Linked DNA regions of Homo sapiens: region 1 is linked to region 2. The links are chromatin contacts, found by Hi-C in ENCODE. All regions are on one chromosome and are shown on one strand. Each heading gives the region's core, a stretch centred on a gene start or an enhancer-like site at or near the end of the contact. The rest is flanking DNA. Distances are from core to core; before and after follow the strand shown.

Evidence for each region. A loop is a pair of places that touch in the nucleus more often than their neighbours do.
Region 1: a map of heart left ventricle shows a loop between it and region 2 (2.2-fold over the local background). The contact joins two enhancer-like sites. A Hi-C loop is called at or near these places in 6 of 168 maps with a recorded cell type or tissue (GM12878, GM13976, breast epithelium and 3 more).

Annotation. Positions count from the first base shown.
Region 1 is chr11:113,187,587-113,193,410 of GRCh38, forward strand. The region is part of intron 1 of NCAM1 (neural cell adhesion molecule 1); the gene reads left to right. Among named protein-coding and RNA genes, the nearest start is that of NCAM1-AS1, 83 kb to the right of the region's middle. Within about 2 kb of position 2,810, at least 8 of the 41 ENCODE cell types and tissues checked have a DNase peak (open chromatin) inside an H3K27ac peak, as active enhancers do.
Region 2 is chr11:113,130,447-113,136,750 of GRCh38, forward strand. The region is part of intron 1 of NCAM1 (neural cell adhesion molecule 1); the gene reads left to right. Among named protein-coding and RNA genes, the nearest start is that of NCAM1-AS1, 140 kb to the right of the region's middle. Within about 2 kb of position 2,070, at least 4 of the 41 ENCODE cell types and tissues checked have a DNase peak (open chromatin) inside an H3K27ac peak, as active enhancers do.

The DNA.
Region 1 (5,824 bases), core at 1,560-4,059, 58 kb after region 2:
GTGTTTTGGCATTAAGATCTGCATAAGCTATTCCAAATGTGTCAAACTTGCTTAAATGGACTCAGTGAGGAACGCTCCATGAAATGTGAAGCTATGTGTAGACCCCACACTGGAAAAGAGGAGTAGACAGTAGTCACTTATACCTCCAGAGAGCAGAAAGAAACTCAGCAACAGATTCGTTGTACCAGAGGGAGTTTGAGGACCGCCACTGGAATTGTGTGCTCTTTTTTCTCGGGCCATTTATTCTGGCAACTCTGGCCCTTTAGCAGACTTGGTTGTCAGGTTATTACCATTTAATAGCTTTCTATAAGATACTGGCATCTTTAAAGGCCAAATAGTGTTGCTGACAGCTATGACTTTATAGAAATAAAGGCAGCTTGCCTTGTTATAAAATAAGGTACATTGCATGAGCAGGAGTATGTATTCATATAGATCAGTGCCTTTTCTTTTTGACCAAAGTTTGTTGCTACTGTTGCTGCTGTTGGGTGTGGAGGACTTCTGTCTGTTTGCCAGTCCTGTAACATATTCAGAAAGCTCACCCTGGGAATTTGAGGGTGTGAGGAGAGAGAGAGCCAAAGGGGAATGAAGGTAGGGATGCTGTTAGACAAAAGACGGGCATGTCGGGGAGATCCCAGCCCTTGTGAAACCAGCAGCCCATTTTATCACCATCGTCTGTGGATGAAAGCCTGAAAGCCACACCTCATCCTCTATGATGAGACCCTGAGAACCTCAAAGGGGCTCCTCAGTCACCCCCAGGACTCCACATCTATCTAAGAGCAGACAGATGTGTTACTGTTTCTACAGCAGCAGAAATTACAGCCTTGGCTGTCTGAAGCATTAGAGCCATTCAGCATGGAGTTTGTTTGGGGAAGTTTCTTATAGGAATAGAAGAGAACTGAAACTTGAATCTCTCAGCATTATATTTCAAAACATCCTGCATGAACTCCTTATTTAAATCTGTTCAGATTGATACTAGTCTGAGGGCTTCTCAGTTTTAGAGCTGTCAGTCCAATTTGGAATAGAAACTAGTTATTGCACCCCATATTTAGCTACTGTTGAGGTTGATTCTATTTTTAAAGAAGAAAATTTCAGTGACTGGTGACCTGGGTTCTTTTTAAGGAACCCAGTTTTGCCTGGTCACTGTGACTTGACACAAACCAGTGACTTTTGGTCACTAACATTCCCAGGGGGAATTCACTGTCCAGGGAGACAGGGTGAGGAAGGTGGTGTGTGTGTGTGTGAGTGTGAGTGTGTGTGTGTGTGTCTCCCTGTGTGTATGTATGTGGTTTCTTCCCATTGTCCCACTCACATCTCTTATTTAGAGTTGGTGCTGGGATGCCAGGCAGAGTCACCGTGGTCACTGTAAACTTCCACCTCCAGAAAAGGCATTTGTTCTCCTGAAGATGGAAGGAAGTTTTCTGCAGACCTCCCCTGAAAAGAGTTTGTCCTCTCCGTAGGCTTTTCCCTTTCATTTAGACAGCAATACCAGTGATCCAGGAATAAGGAAGCTTAGTTACTTGGTTTTAAAGTTATAAATAACTAGAATTTGTCACCTTGGTAGGGAAGTTAAGAAGCATAGCCTCGGCCGGGCACGGTGGCTCACACCTGTAATCCCAGCACTTTGGGAGACTGAGGCAGGCAGATCACAAGGTCAGGAATTTGAGACCAGCCTGGCCAATATGGTGAAACCCCGTCTGTACTAAAAATGCAAAAATTAGCCAGGCATGGTGGCGTGTGCTTGTAGTCCCAGCTACTTAGGAGGCTGAGGCCAGAGAATCACTTGAACCCAGGAGGCAGAGGTTGCAGTGAGCCGAGATCATGCCACTGCAGTCTGGCCTGGGTGACAGAGCGAGATTCTGTCTCAAAAAAAAAAAAAAAAAAGAAAAGAAAAGAAGCATAGCCTTTGTGAAATTCTTCCTAGAAGGAGACTTAGCTGCCATCTGATTAACTTGGTTTGTGTTTGTTTCTCATGGGTGAGCCTCGTTACTTGTCCCTGACCTTTGAATTGGTTCCTTGGGACTCCATTCTGATTTTAGTCCTTGAACATCAAAGCACATTATGACATTGTGCCTTGGGGGTGAGGGGCTGTCTTTAATGTTTCTGTCTTTGATTTCACAGACTGGGATTCAAAGGCTCTCTTGCCTGTTGGATGAAGCAAAGCGAGTTTGTCAAGGACAGTTGGGTTTGGATTGAGGGAGGAGGAAAGTCTTAAGAAAATCGTGAAAGAACTTAGTACTGATTGCTTAAATAAAAAATAAAAATGCTACCATAAAAACAAAACCCAAACAAACAAGGAAAAAAAAAAAAACTATGCTGGATAAAAGGATCTCATTCCATATTCAATTTGTATGACTTATTAGCAGTTCTTTTTGGATGTAGCATTATTCTGGGCAGGAAGACAGGAGCATAATTAGCACATGGGGGAGGTCCCAGTGACCAAGTTTGTGTGTTTGGTCGTGTTCCCCCAACCTCACTACTCCTACCAGTGAACCATTTCCCCAGCCCTCCCAACTGACTCCACCTAAATCTTTGATTTATTATAAGTCAGAAAAAATGGATAGCAACCTTGAGAGCAGCCAGAGGCCCTTGCTGTTCTTAGACACATAAATCACAAGGTAGAAGTACGAAGAATGAAGACAGAATGTCAGTAACCAGCCTGGGGGTTGGGGAAGGATTTTGGGACTTTTCTGGATCTCTGAAATTACAGCGTGTGAAGACAGGAGGAGGCCATCCACATAGCCTGAGGACTGTTAACTAACTGAGAAGGAGAAAGTAATGCTATGGGTAATTCTGTGGATGGATGCATCATAATGTTGCCAGATGTAATACTGCAGACTCACAGAAGAAGAATGTATTTTGGATGTGCCAGCACCGCCCCACGGCCACCATCTGCTGCTGCCCCTTCTCCTCTCCCCTCTCCACACCCAGCCCTAGGTTGGGCTACTCTGGGTTCTGAGTTCCTGATAAGCCATGGTCATGATGACGTGGCATTTCCTACCCTGATGAGTGGTGAAAAGCTGTGGGTTCCAGGGACAGCTTCTCATTTGTTCCCTAACTCAAGAAAGCGAAACAACGATGTCCCAGGGTATTCTGTTTGGCAAGTTATTATTCAAATGGCTGGATTTTCTTCTGCTCTACCTCCTTCAAAATTTTGTATAACTTAGTTTATGTATTATCTAGCAGGTCAGGCACCATCTGATCTGGTGTGACAGTGGTTGTGGGGGTGGGGAATGGACTCTCCATCCAGTAGAAGAGTGTGACCTCCAACAGGAATCCCTTTAACATGGACACTCTACAGATGACCCCTTAAGGAGAATGGCTGCTTGGAGACAGCACAAGTTGAGTGGCTATATGAATAATCTGTTTCAAATGCACACTCTGCAGGGAGTGGGGGCAGAACCAGTCACAATTTATGGATCATCAAAGGATAATTTTATTATCAACGTTTTAATAAGGAAAGGTATGGCTTATCCAGAACCCAAATTGGGGGATCAGTAGTAATCCATAGATGGGAAAATGAAAATCCAACTAGCAGCCCCCGACCCCATCCCTGTTGGCATCCACCACCAATGCTGAGAACTGAGCTATAGAGACAGAAGGGAAGGGCTGCAGGTGGACATTGAGGCTGGACCCACTGGTGGTGAGGAGCAGGGTTGGAGGGAATTCGGTTCAGAGAGGAAGGAAAGTCTACGGCAGGGAGAAGAGTGTAGCCAGGTGGGCTCAGGAATTCCAGCAACCTGTTTCCATTCCCTGTTTAAACTTAGTATATCCCTGGGCCTGAATCATATAGCTCCTAGGAGACAGTGTTTTTCTTTTCTTACATGCCTGCCTGCCAGTTCACCCAGTAGAAAATCAACTTCTTTTTCATCAGAGTTAATTTTGAGATTGACTTTATAGAAATATATACTTAAGAGCAAGGGCTGTGGAGCTGGATCTCCCTGGGTTCACATCTTGGCTTTACTGCTTACCAGCCTTGTGGCCTTGGGCTGGTTATTTAACCTCTCCATTCCTCAGTTTGTTTGTTTGTCAAATAGGATAATAGCAATACCTATCTTATAGGATTGTTGTGTGGATTAAGTGAAGTGCTTGGTACAGTGGCACAGAAGATAGATAGAGATAGATAGATACACATGTACATACATAGATATACACACATGTATGTGTGTATATGTGTGTGTGTGTGTGTGTATATATATATATATATATGTATATGAATGTGGAATTTTCCACTTGATATAAACCAAATTTAACAATTCTTTGCACTGGTTGTTGGAGACATTGTAAGCCTTTGTATCTTCAATAGCCCAGATGTGCTTAAAGCAATGAACACATAAGGACATTATTGAAAGGCACGGGCAGGATCTAAAATTCTCAGGATGAAGTTGCATGCTAGCATTCTCTGAATTTCTATTTTCTGAATGTAAAGAATAAAACATCTGCAAACAACAGCTGGACAAATATTGAAAGATATAATTCCAACTTCTTGCCATGTTGGCAAAAGCAGTTGAGAGAGAGGGAAATGCTTCGCCTTGTATCAGTACCTTTTTATAGCTGGAAGAAAAGAACATCGACGAGTCATTTTGTCAAGGTTTCAGGAGAGCAGACCAAAGAAAACATCGTCTGGAGCCTCCTGGAAGCAATCAGATAGTGTACAGCCATTTACTAAGAAGGCCTATCTTATCAGGGCAGATTGATGGATTGTGCTTTGTTTATCTGGAGAAGCTTAGCTGAGTTCCAAACATCAATTTGCATCCTTGCTCTACATTTTAGTAATTCAGTTTCATGCAAAGTGCTGGCCCGCAATAAGGGTCTGCTTAGACAAGGGAAAGAACAGGAAAGGTGGCCTGAAAAGGGAGCAAGAAACCTGAGCTTCTGTTAAAAAGTGCCCCTGGGGTTGGTGGGAGGCACTGGATGGATTAATCAGCTTGCCACAGGACTAGCAGAGCACACACCATTTGTCCAGCTTATTTAGCTGTGCTTAATAGAGCTATTCTCTCCCTTTAATGAGAGAATGGCTCTATTGGGATGCAGGTGAGACCGGGACAGAGCAGGCAAAGAGGAAACAGTTGAAGAAATAACTACTGAGGACACAAAAAGAAAATGAGACACAGAAGCAATAGAAAGCCCTGGGTCAAGTGTCAGGACAACGGCCAACCCTGTGGCTTTCAGACTTTGCTGCAGGCATCCCAGATTTCTGTTCCTGGTGTTTTCCTACCTATAAAATGAACGGGTTGGAGATAAGCGTCAGGTCCTTTCCAGCTCTAACCTCCTTTGTTAGTAAATGGCTCTGCAATCCTGGCCATGACTCCAACATAGTAGAAGATGGAAAAGTTGTGCTTATCATTAGGCCAGTTTCACCCCTTCTTGGCAGACCCCCCACACCCTTGGCTATCTGCTCCTCAGTGCATGAGGCTGCAGGACATTCCTGCCTTCACCTGTTGTGTTCTATATAAGACTGGGCTGATGTCCACTTGAAAAGGATTTCACTCCTGGCCTGGAATCTGGCCCTTTTGGAGCTCTATGGAGATACTTCTGATTTTTTTTGCTGCTTTGGTAGGAAGCAATAACATCTGGAAAGCATTCTCGTCTTCTATGAGACTCTGTTAAAACTAGAAAACAAACAAGCAGGCGTGTATCATCAAGTTAGGCGGGAGTCTCTCCTGGCTATGTGCTTGATCCACGGCTTTGGTCTAGGACATGTCTGTCTCCTGCTCTTGCTTATGCTCCCTTTGAGTCATTTCTTCTGACTGCCCATTAAGATGCTCCAGCGGGCTCCAGGCACAGTGGCTTATGCCAGCCTGGAGAGCCCAGCACTTCGAGAGGC
Region 2 (6,304 bases), core at 820-3,319:
ATGTATATTAATAGGGAAACAAATCAAACAACTAGGGCAACTAGGATTGGGAGTGCCAAGGAACAGTGGTGTTGGCAAATTAGGTGAGTTTGAAAAGAAATTTGGATACAAATAATAGGCTGAATTCTGCCCAATGACTGGGCTGTAGATACCTTTGTGACATCATTTGTACCATTGTCTTGTTATTTTATTTGATCTTTCATGCTATGTCCTGCTTCTGTTAGTAGTTTGTAAGCAACTTGAAGACAGGAATGATAAATCATAAGTCCTGGCTTCCCCTAGTAGTACACATTGCAACTGCTCCCCACCTGTGGATTGGATTAAATGCATTTATACCTCCCCATCAGCAAAAGATAAGTGTGACCTTGTGCGTGGCTATTTCCTAAACCTGTATCAAGTGTGTGATGGGGGTGTGTGTGATATTTAGGATATTCTTCCTAAGGTAGAATGGTGGTATTGTTGCAGTCCTTCGTCGAATTGTTCATAGTAACTCTCTCCTTGCAGCACTGGTTGGACTATGAGGAAAACTACTAGAGACCTTTTCTTTTCTATTCCTCCTCTGGAAAAATTTGCTTCCTTAGCCTAAAAGTCACAGGACAGACGGTTAGTAACGGCTTGACCTAAACCAACTGGGAACAGTTGCCTCCGTATTCATATTTAGCTCTGAAGAGCTTCAGACCTTGTGGTCTGATCCAAGATATTCCAGCTGCTGTCAGGAAATTCTTTTTTATGTTCTTTCTAAATTTAATTGAAGTCTATTTGTCTTTTTTCGAGGTAGGCTGTGGAAGAGGCAAACTAGTTGATGTGATTAGCAGTGAGCCCTGTCATGGCCTGTCAGGAGCCTTTCTCTTGATGCTTTCCACCCTCTGGGCTGTGTGAGGGATGACACAAAACCACCTGTCCCACCCCAAAAGATAGTCTGCTGTGCCTCCTCACTGGGCTTCCAGGACATTTTCTCCAAGCCCATTTTACTCAGGGATTCATTGATTGTAAGGAACAACACACATGCAGAAGAGCTTAAAAGAGAAAGAGGGATGTGTTGGAAGCACACAGATGTATCTAATGGAAGCTAAACCTGGCAGTGCGCCACCCTTGCAAGGGGTATGTAAGTGAAGTCATCATAACAGATGAAGCCTCAGACCTCAGTGGCTCAGGACAGCAGGGGTTGATGTCTCGTGCTCAGAAACTCCCACAGCTGGGTGAGGCAGGCTGTGCTCCACACAGTCATTCAGGGGTCCAGGATGTCAAATCTCTGCTGTCTTCCCCCAGACGTCCCCAGCCAGGCAGCTGATAGGAGAGATGAGTGGAAGATCGAGCAGGTGGTTTTAGGGGCCAGTCACAAAAGTGGCATAAATGATTTCCACCCATAATCCCCTGGCCAGAACCCAGCCACGTGGTTATGGCTTACTGGTCGGGAGATGAGGAAATGAAGTCTAGCTGTATGCCCATTGGTAAAGGGAAGTAGGTTTGGAGGACAGTTAGCCATCTCTGCCATAACCAGGAACTTGAAGTCCGTCTGGAGCTAGGTGAGCCACTTCCTTTGCCCTGCCAGAAAACTGTGTGTCTTCTGTGCTTGTTTCTGTTCAGATGAGGAGAGGGACAGAGATGGTTTTTAGTGAGTAAAGAAACGCACATCCTCTCCCTCCTCCATGACTTTGCAGTCCTCTGTGTGGACACTGTTTTAGCTTGCTGGAACACCATGCTGGGCTTCGGTAAGGCCCTTCATCGCCCCTTGCTCTTGGCCAGGGGTCAAAGGTCAGCTGAGTTGTTAGCATATTCTGTGCAGGCTCATCTCAGACAGCTAACAACAGGCACTGAAATAATGTCTGTAAAATATGTGAGCAAAGACAGTTCTCCCAGGAGACTCTGACCTAAATTTTGAGCCAGGCTCTGCAAATTTGCCTCTTTAACTAGGAAAAGATGAAACAAAGGACAGGTTCCTTCAATTCACATCTGTTCAGTCCTGCCTCAGCTCTAGATAATGTGTGTTCCTTAATGCCCCCAAGGGAGAGGGGGCTTTACCTTCTCTCCTTTCGGGGTTTCTACACTGTATCTTCTCCCCAGTATAGCAGTCAACACAACTCCCAGCTCCTAGGCTCAGCCGCACAGCTTTAAGGGGGTTCAGATGAGTTTGGGATCAGGCATATATTAGGAAGCATGTGTGTGTGTGTGTGTGTGTGTGTGTGTGTGTGTGTGTGTGTGTGTCAGAGCGGGGGTGGGGGAGCTGGAGAGAGAGAGAGAGCGTGTTTAGGAACCGCTGGGGAACACTGCAGTTCCCCAGTGAACACTGTCCATTTCCCCTGTTTAGTGTTTGAGGCAGCAAAGCTATTACAGGAATAGGAAGGACAGTTGGCCTGACCCACCCCATAGAGGTCTGTCCTACCCCTATTGAGACTGGAGAATTGTCACCACCTTCCCACACCAGAGGCCTCTTCCACAGGGCCATGTATACTGTCTGTTTTATAAGCCACATCTCAGAAATGTTAGGGAGTATGGAAATGTTGGGGCCAGTGCCATGGTTGTATGTTGAGGGAGTGAAACTCTCTTCTCAGGTTCAGGAGAAGGTATTACAAGAAGAGGAACCCATACCCAGACAGCCCTGCTGTTGTCCTGCATTGTTGAGGGAGGAATTATGTCCTATGTGTTTGTAGTAACAGAATCCACAGCTAAGAAAAGACAAGCTCAGGAGGGAAGTCCTTGGGTAGATGCTAAAGAGCCTTCTCTTTGTTCTTTGTGCCAGAAGCTATAGGTTTCTAATTATGATGGCAGGAGAAGTGTCCTTATGAAGTGTGTCGCTGTGTATAAAAATATCTCTATGTTTTGTTATTGCTGTGTTCTTTGTGTGATAGATGTTATTAGGAGCACACTCTGTCCTTTCCAAGGACGTAATCTGACTGTTTTCTGTTTCCTCTTCTTTTTTGCTTTGCTTTCCAACCTGATGATGTGCTGCTGTGTTCTGTTGCAATGAAATTCCTTCATCTGTTTCACATCGCAACAAAAAGGTAAGGAACTGCAAACCGTATTAACATGCTGAAACAGCACCAACTTATATAACATGCAAAAGGAGATGCATTTTAATCACTGGGAATTTTTTTACTTTAAGAGAAAAAGTGATGGATTGTGAGGACCTCAATTCTCGTATTGGTGTTTGGCTGATGGATTTCACATCTCCTGGGGCCTGGTGTTGAATAAGACTCAGGTTTATGTGTGTGATGGGGGAGGAAGTCAGGGGGGAATCTTTGTGTTTATGAGTTTTTGTCAGCAGCTCACAAACTTGGAGAAACATTCACAGACATTTCACAGTTAAGCTGTGTAAAGACAAAAATATTAAATAAAAAGGTGAGAGGGATGTTAATATTGCTTTGGCTCCAGACTTTGAAGCAAAAGTAATTCAACTAATAATGAGTTCATTAAATATGTGTCATGATAGGGGAGAGGCCATTTAGGTTCTTTGCCAAATGAGAAAATTTGTAATTTTGTATCTGCTAATCACATCCACCTACCATATATTCTTTTTTCTCTCTTTGCCTATTTTCGGTGGCAAAAAAAAAACATATAAAATTGACCATGTTAATCATTTTTAAGTATACCCTTCAGTAGCGTTAAGTATTTTAACAATGTTGTGAAATAGATCTCCAGAAGTTTTTCATCTTGTAAAACTGCAAGTCTATACCCATTAAAGAACTTTCCTTTTCCTTTCCACCTCAGGCCCTGGCAAACACTCTTCTACTTTCTGTTTGTAAGAATTAAACTACTTTACATACTTCGCGTAGGTGGACTCACATAGTATTTGTCTTTTTATGACTGCATTATTTTACGTAGCATAATAGCCTCATGGCTCATCCATATTTTCGCATGTAACCGGATTTTTTTTCGTTTTTTAAGTCTGAATAATATTTCATTGTAGATATAGACCACATTTTGTTTATCCATTCACCCACTGATGGACATCTGGGCTGCTTTCACTTCTTTGCTACTGGGTCGCCGTGAACATGTGTACAACTTTCCCACTGTATCTTTTGATTGGATGAATGGATGGATGTGTATATCCATTCCAAAAGTCAATTTTCACTGTCTCTTGTATTATTAAATTTTCAACACAGCCAAGCCAAGCATTAGTGGCTCCTTAAGGCTGAACACTCATCTTGAGGCTTAGTGGCTGTCAGGTTCCTATTCCCTGTCCTATAACCCAGCATCCTTTCTCTTCCCTACTTCTCTTTCCTACAAATTCAGGGCAGAAGGCTGTGGAAGCACATGTTCCCCCTGCAGTCCCCATCACCCTCACACTGGAATGATTGTCCTTTGTGGCACACGTTGTTGCAAGTATTTTCGTAATGTGTATCATTTCATGTAAATGATGTGAGCTCAAGATTAGTCATGAATTCAAATCGTGTTGCTTTGTTGCTTGGAAGAAGCTCATTTTATTGCAGTAATCCATACCAAGAAGAAGAAAGCACCCTATGATCCTGAGTAGCAGACGGTTCCTGTTTTTCCTCCCACTCATCACTGGGGCACACTGGATCAGGCAAGGGAGAACAGTACCTGAGCTACAGGGCTATGGGAACAAGACCTTACCCGTCATTGAGTTGAGGTTCTGATGGTGAAAAAGGGCTGTTTTCCCAAAGTTCTCTTGGGTGCTGCTAACTGTGTGAGAATAGTGGAAAGGGTGGGAGCTAAGGAGGTGAGTGGGTAGGGAGATTTTGGTAACGCTGGAGCTTGTGGCAACCCATGTGCCTTCACTGCAGTCCCAGATTTTCTCTGGGAACAGCTTCTATAGGCAGAGTTGGGGTTCACCTTCAGATAGCCAAGTTAAGAAAAAAGTAACAACCATTCTCTGATGTTTTTTTAAATGTCATCTGTAAAAAAGCATCAAGAATGTGCTTCTTAAGTGGTAATATTAGCAGATTTGAGAGTATGTCCTAGACTGGGGACTTGACACAGAAAACAGACTTGGGCAACAGGGTCTGCAGAGATTGAGCATGGGAAGTGCGATGTGTTGAGCCCTTGTGAGGCTCCAGAGCAAGATAAAGATGCGCCCACTGTTCAGCTTCTTAAAATACGCCAGCTGGGTGGTGTATTCCCTGGGTAGGCAGGGAATTTGCTCCTTAGATAGGCCCCCTGATTCAGGATGTTTAGTGTTAGTGGCAGTTTAAGCCTTCGAGAGCTGTTTGGGAGCTATTTTGCTTACCAGTGCTTTTGTGTACATTCCTCTGTGTTCTGCGTGGGAAATCAAGGACGTGCTGGACTATGCAACTGCCAGAGCCACCTGCAATGCCATGGAGGCAAGGTGATTTAACACCCAGAGTTCCACTTACCGATTAGACTGTTTGCTGAGAAAGCGAGGGCCAGCTATTTCTTGAAGATCAGTAATGGGGAGATTGGATAACAGGTTTTCTGGCATGTTATATGGGTCTAGGGAGTACCTCTTTTTGTATGTGCCCCAAAATTAGTATCATTGATAAAATGCAAGGAATCTCCCTTGTGGTTTCATTTACTTTTACATTAATTTGCAGGCACAGGTGGACACTGGACACTTAACTTGCTCAGGATTTTTATTTTAGTGCACTTTAAATTGAAATTAAAAAGTAATACTGGGCGTGGTGACATGTGCCTGCAGTCCCAGCTACTTGGGAGGCTGAGGAGACAGGTTCGCCTGAGCCCAGGAGTTCAAGGCCAGCCTGGGCAACAAAACGAGATCCTGTCTGTAATTTTTAAAAAGTAATACATAGCATGAGTGGCAAGAATGGGACTGCTGAGAAAGGAGACAGTTTGAGACATGGTAGTCTTCGGAAGTCCATCACTGCAAAACATGCAAGTAGAAAGAAATACACAGCTGCCTTGGGTTTTGGCTAGAGATGTTATTCATATTGGGAATTATAAATGAGTTATGGGAGGGGAAAAGGAACAGGTGTGTTGGGCTGTGGGGTGGGCGAGAGGCAGTGAAGGGACCCTGGCTGGGTCCACACTCTCCAGAGGGCTCTCCTTCGCATGGTGCAGGAGCAAGGCCCCCCAGTGAGACAGGGCTGGGAACTAAGGAGAACTTAAGCAGACTGGGAAACAGAATAGTTCCTGTGGGGTCTGGGTCAGGAAGACGAGGAGGCATGCGTGAAGCGTGTCTGAGCACCATCCATGCTTCTCAAAGTTGGTGGTGTTTGAATCAGTAATAAGGCAGCTTCACAAAGATTTGTCTTCTCTCCGTCTCAGTGATCTGTGACCCAGGCAGAGGAATGGATAGAGTGGATGGTGGGAATGGTCTGAGGCCAGGAATTGGCTTGAGGGGTTTAGGAAAATGCTAGCAGTGCAG